Linked DNA regions of Mus musculus: region 1 is linked to region 2. The links are chromatin contacts, found by POLR2A ChIA-PET in ENCODE. All regions are on one chromosome and are shown on one strand. Each heading gives the region's core, a stretch centred on a gene start or an enhancer-like site at or near the end of the contact. The rest is flanking DNA. Distances are from core to core; before and after follow the strand shown. Region 1 holds the start of Taf2 (TATA-box binding protein associated factor 2). Region 2 has its middle 3.3 kb from the start of Gm26296.

Evidence for each region. ChIA-PET counts read pairs that join two places held with the same protein, here RNA polymerase II (POLR2A).
Region 1: POLR2A ChIA-PET joins it to region 2 with 11 read pairs in embryonic stem cell. The contact joins the promoter of Taf2 here to the enhancer-like site in region 2. POLR2A ChIA-PET finds 5 or more read pairs at or near these places in 2 of 5 experiments (Patski and embryonic stem cell).

Annotation. Positions count from the first base shown.
Region 1 is chr15:55,070,572-55,073,667 of GRCm38, reverse strand. It overlaps Taf2 (TATA-box binding protein associated factor 2), which reads left to right and starts at 1,516. Exons shown (of 26, transcript NM_001081288.1): 1 at 1,516-1,821; 2 at 2,221-2,275. The coding sequence starts at 1,739.
Region 2 is chr15:55,264,208-55,267,527 of GRCm38, reverse strand. No RefSeq gene overlaps it. Among named protein-coding and RNA genes, the nearest start is that of Gm26296, 3.3 kb to the right of the region's middle. Within about 2 kb of position 1,446, at least 1 of the 3 ENCODE cell types and tissues checked has a DNase peak (open chromatin) inside an H3K27ac peak, as active enhancers do.

The DNA of each region.
Region 1 (3,096 bases), core at 267-2,766, 190 kb after region 2:
AAAAAAAAGCAAGTTTTCCCCAGTCTATCTTTTTTTTTAAAGTTTATTTATTATTTATTTTTTATGTATATGAATACACTGTAGCTGTATTGATGGTTGTGAGCTGTCATGTGGTTGCTGGGAATTTGAATTTAGGACCTCTGTTCGCTCTGGTTGACCTCTCTCACTTCAGCTTGGCCCTGCTCACTCCTGCTTAAAGATTTATTTATTATTATATGTAAGTACACTGTAGCTGTCTTCAGACACCCTAGAAGAGGGCATCAGATCTCATTACAGATGGTTGTGAGCCACCATGTGGTTGCTGGGATTTGAACTCAGGACCTTCGGAAGAGCAGTCAGTGCTCTTAACCGCTGAGCCATCTCTCCAGCCCTCTTTTTTTTTTTTTTAAATATTTATTTATTTATCTATCTATTTATTTATTTATTATATGTAAGTACACTGTAGCTGTCTTCAGACACTCCAGAAGAGAGCATCAGATTTTGTTATGGATGGTTGTGAGCCACCATGTGGTTGCTGGGGTTTGAACTCAGGACCTTTGGAAGAGCTGTCGGTGCTCTTAACCACTGAGGTATCTCACCAGCCCCCCCAGTCTATCTTTAAAACAACAGTTTCCACTGGGTATGATTATCACTGCACTTCATTCACCTGCATTTCTGAGAAGATTGCAACTTGGAACAAGCCTACTGCTACCTTGAGGGAATTGTAAAAAATTATAAGTCTGACGATGGTCCCAGCAAATGAGAACGCTTGAGGAAGTGGTCCTGCATAAAGATTGTGTAAGCCATTTATGAGCTCTGCCTTTACTTTGTGTGGGTTTAATAAATAAATGTTCATTGGGAAAAACGAAGTCTAGTTTTGGAAGGTTTAATAAAGTTATGGCTTTATTTTCCTAATTGGTTTTGTTTAGACGAAAAGTTCAAATTAATTTAAAGTCAGCTAACGACCTTGTCAGGAGTAAAAAAGATAGGTGGAGTGAAATCTGTGCAGGTGGGAAAATGTTAATGGACAATACTCTAACGGAATTAACGGACATTGGTTTGCATCTTTAACCCTCAAGAATAGAAAATCCACAGCTTCAAAAATGTCAAAAAGAAAATCTGTTAATTCATAAGACAAATACGGAGGCCATGGGACTTCTGGCTTGAGAGTTCCCTGCGGTCTGATTACACATTTGGAGTTTAAACCACAAGGTCCAAATGGGTGAGTTTGTTCTTGACAGCAATGGTTTCGGGACCATTACTAGGTCCTAGTCCCTCGCCCCTTCCATCCCTTCTTGTCTTCCACAAGCACGATTCGCCTAACACTTAACGTCCCTTCCTTCCTTCCCCATCTTCCTTTTCTCACCCAGTAAATCTTCCCTCTGCTCTCTTAATTTTAGAAATAGTTTTGAGACAAAGGAGAAAAGCCAGACGAGAAATCCCAAACTTATCGTGCAAACCCCGCCCACTCACGCCCGGACAAGACTTCCGGGTTCTGCCTCCGCGGCCGCGCCACTTCCTCTGACGTCACCGGTCAGAGGTGACCGGCAAGATGTCCGCAGGCGGCGGCGGCCGCTTAGAGCTCCTGTAGCGCGGCTCATCTGTGTGACAGGGGCCGGGCGGAGGCGGCTGAGAGTGGTCGGGGAGGGGACAGGAGGCGGAGGACGGGTGGCTAGGCGCTCCGGGTGCACGGGCCGCTACCGGGAATGCGCTGCAGCGCCCCGTGCAGCCTGAAAGGCGAGCCCCGCAGGAGCTCTTCATGCCGCCCACCGGCTTAGAGTCCTCCAGGATGAACAGGAAGAAAGGAGACAAGGGCTTCGAAAGCCCACGGCCGTACAAATTATAAGTACCTTTCCCCTACTCCGTTTCTCGCCCTGCTCTGATTTTGTTTTCATTGATTCTGTGAGTGACTTGATGAGTCCGGGAAACTAGTGGGAAATTAGAGCCCACTCCAGGGGACATGATGTTTGTAGGGTGAAACGGTTTTGAATAATTGTTCAGCATACTCCTTCCCCGCCCACGGGCTCATAAACCTTTCTTAAAGTACCGCTATATTTTTTTGTCAAGACAAACCTTTTCATGGCTGTTGCTCGATTTAAAATAAGCAGGTTACTCATTTTGTAGAATTCGAAGACAAACTACTGTGTGGTTTTTGAGCGGCTCAGTATATAGTCCCTATTCGTACTTAGATTTATGCTTTCATATAATAATAGTCGTTTCTTTCTTTTTTTTTATATATACAACCCATCAGGTCGTCTGTATCAACAACATAAACTTCCAGCGAAAATCAGTTGTGGTAAGATCACTCCCGGTCATCATAAGTCAGCCTTTCACAGTTCTTGGGGGGGATTCTATAGTCTTCCAGATTATATGGTGCCCCAGAATAAGACATAAGAATTCAAGTCTAGTTTGCTATACATGCTGTTCTCTGTTCTCCCCACCTTTTCCCATTTCCTGATTAAAATGTTCAAATATGCTAAGTATATTGTGCAATAGGAAGTCTTTATAGTCAAACACCTTCACATTGTGCATTAGACAGGACAGCCTGTAGTCATAGCAGTCTTAGATTCAGCTGTTCATTTATGGAGTGTCATTTGGAATATTTGTCACACATTGCTATTTGGGGATAGAACGTGAAAACATTAGGGAGTATTTGTAATTTAAGTTTTTACTTCAGCAGTATAGGAAACTCATGATACCTCTCAGTGAAGCTTAGCATTATTAGAGTCAACGTGATTGATAGAATTATACTGTGTTAGTTGAATTGCTCTTGTCTATAAGACATTCCTTTTTTGTTGTTGTTGTTGTTTTGTTTTTTGTTTTTCAAGACAGGGTTTCTCTGTATAGCCCTGGCTGTCCTAGAACTCACTCTGTAGACCAGGCTGGCCTTGAACTCAGAAATCCGCCTGTCTCTGCCTCCCAAGTGCTGGGATTAAAGCATGCACTACCACTGCCCGGCTATAAGACATTCCTTAAGGGATATGTATATTAACCCATTGATTCTTCACTGTAATCTCTTGACACAGATAAGATTTAAGTCCCAGCTCTTCCCCCCCCCCCATCCTGCTTGCTCTGGCCATATTTATTTCATATATGTGGGTACACTGTCACTGTCTT
Region 2 (3,320 bases), core at 197-2,696:
ATTTCATGTGCAAGTGTGGGGCTTGAGGCCCTGTGCAAGCTGAACAAGTTTCCTAGCACTGAACTATACCCACTGCCCCAGCATTTACCTACTACTGCTCGGTTCTTCTTTTTTCTTTTCTTTTTCTTGTTTTTGTTTTGTGTTGTTTTGGTTTTGGTTTTAAGATGTATTTATTTTATATATGTGAGTAAGCTGTTGCAGTCTTCAGGTACACCAGAAGAGGGCGTCAGATCCCATTACCGATGGTTGTGAGCCACCATGTGGTTGCTGGGATTTGGACTCAGGACCTCTGGAAGAGCAGTCATTCTTTTCTTTTTATTGGCAGCGGCTGGCTATGTGTCCCAGGCTGCTCTCAAATTCCTGAGCCTCCTCCCTCAGCTTCCTGAGTGTTAGGTGGGTGTCACTAGGTTTGGTTTCTATTGGCTGATAGGTTATTTCTCCACTGGTGAAATGAGCCCATTCAAGCCAGATTAGATTATATACAGGCAGGTTTATTGAAAAGCTGCTCTAGGGTCCAAAGCCATCATGGGGAGAGAGAAGTGGGGAGCGGGGAGAGAAAGAAAGGGCATGCACTGGCTGCAGAGAGAGGAGAGGGAGGGAGAGGAAGAAAGGGAGGGAGGGAGGGAGAGAGAGATCTCTGTGGGAAGAGCAGCCCAGCACCTGGGATGGAACGTTCAGGGTTGGGGGGTAGGATAGACGAAGTAGGGACTGAGGGATGCTGGGAGAACCTGGAGACGAGCTATGCTTTGATATGTAAAATATGTCCTCAGTTCCTTATCCCGGGGTGGGGGCAGGGAGTCAGAAACCACACCTTGGCTATTTCTAAGAATGTTTCTCTGACCTCAAAATGACTACCTGAACCAGCAAATATATAAGGTGTCCAGTGAAAAATCTTAAAATGTTCTGTTAAGTTTGCTGCTTCCTCCTCTTGTGGACCCAGCCAGGAGAGTGTGCCTGACAAGAAACAGGCAAAGAAGCCTCTAAGTGAATAAATAGGAAAGGGACTGGACTATTCGGTACTTGTGATACACTTGTGATATGAAGAAACCAAACAAATGTTAATGAAGTAAGATGGGCCCCTGCGTTCTAGAACCTTCTACCATGTCGGGCATGTAAAGTGCTAGTTTTCACAGTGGATGCAGCTCATAGTGGTGGTGAGAAAAATCTGCAAACACAAGCGTTCCTTGTGTCCCTCAACTCACTGACAGGCCTCCGCAGCCTCCCATGTTCCTCAGAGCTAGCTGTGTTTGTTTATGTCGGTCTCTGCTGTTACATATCGGATCTGGGACTTTTCCTGCTTAATATTTAACTTGCCCCGGGGTTCCTGTGCCACACAGCTCATGGACTAGCAGGGTTGAGTTTAAGGACTCCGTGTTTGCTGTCTTAGCCTGCACTGCCGCAGAAACACAGATTTTTTTTTTCTTTTTTCTATTTTTAATCAGGTCTTGTTCTGTGTCAGCCACCCGTACCTAAACAAGGTCGATATAAAAGTTACAGCAAATTAGACAAAGCCCAGGCTATCCGATGCTCCGCCCAGTCAGACTGGACCGCCAGGTGCCACTCTCCACCTTCATTAAGCCCTTGTTAGGAATCTTTGTGGACCCAAGCATAGCAGACTTCCAGAAATGGGCTTAATATTTAACCCCAAGGGAGCAAAGAACAATAAACATGAAATAAAGTCTCACGAAGCTACAAAAGAGTCACGCAGGGAAAAACTGTCAAGTCCTGGGAGGAAGGAGAGGAGACCTTGTAAGGTCTTGACCTAACGCGTCCTTATTCTGCTGGGTGTTTTGATAGATGTTCCCAGCAAGCAGCAGCCGGCGCTTTTACTATCTGACCACAGAAAGCCTGTGTGAACAGAAGCGCTGGGAGGTGGTGTGCCTTACGTCATCCCAGCACGAATCTCCAACACCTCTAGACTAGTCCGCCCCCGACGAATGATGTCTCAACTAAGATGTGCTCAGGACAAGCCGCTTCTCTGTAATCAAAACTGAATCTCCAACATATCCGGAGAGTGTAGCTGTGGGATATACCATACTGCAGCTGTACACATGTCAATCACTTTATTGCTTCCCTAACAGGCTGTAAAAACTCTTTGGAATCTGATAGGGCAGGACCTAGATACTGCTATCTAGCCTTGTGTGGCAATGATTTTACGTGGAATGTTTAAGCACGCACTTAGTGTGTGCATATGCTGTTTATGTGTGGGTGCACATATGTCACAATGCAGGTGTATATAGAGGTCAGAGGACAACTTGTGGTCCCCTGGTTTTCTCCTGCTACTAAGTGGGTTTTTATAGGGGCTTAAATTCATTCACCAAGGTCAGTAGTAATAAATTATTTCTCTACACTGGACAAGTAAGTCGATTCAAAACATTAAAATATGTATAAATGTAAGTTTATTGGGAAGGGGCTCCCTGGTGGTTGAGTTCATGGCCCCAAGGGAAAAGGCGGGATAGTCATCATGGGAACGGACACAGAGGGGAGGGGAAAAAGAAAGAGAGAAAGCATGTGTATAGAGAGAAGGAAAGGGGGAAGACAGAAGAGGAGGGGGTCGGAGGCCAAAAGGTCTGATTATATAGGGAAGAGCCTCAGGGGGAAGGGCAGCCCAGCCCCTGGGCTGGAAAGTTCAGGGTTGGGGGAGGGATATGCAGGGTTGGGACTGAGGAATGTTGGGAGAGCCTGAAGGCGAGGTCTGCTTTGATATGTAAAAATATTATGCATCTCAGTCCCTTGTCCCTGGGTCTGAAGACAAACAGTTAGTAAGGCTCTTTACCTGCTGAGCTATCTCACCAGCCCTACATTTTAAGTTTTGATGGTTATACTTGGTTAGTTATTTCTACATAATTTAAACATTTAGCTGATTAAGATTTTAATTTAGGCAGATGTGGTGGTGGCCTGGCTCTAATCCCACAGTATGTGGCCCGCTGAAGAAGCTGGAGGGTCAGGAGTTCAAAGTCATCTTCAGCCTCCTATCAGTTTTTAGGCTAGCCTGGGCCACATTAAGAACCTGTGTATATAAGAAACAAAACAAACCAGCACAAACAACCAGGGGCTGAAGAGATGACTCAGCTCTTTAGAGTACTGGCTGCTCTTAGAGAGGACCCAGGTTCATTTCCCAGCATCCACAGGGTGGCTCTGAACTCCACCTGGTGGGTCTGTAACTCCAGTTCCAGGGAGATGCAATGCCTTCTTTGATCTCTCTGGGCATCAGTCAAGCATGTGATGCAGACAGAACATTTATACACATAAAATAAACATTTAAGATCTGAAATAAGAGAAAACAATTATAAAAATTTTATAGCTATTTTATTTGCTTT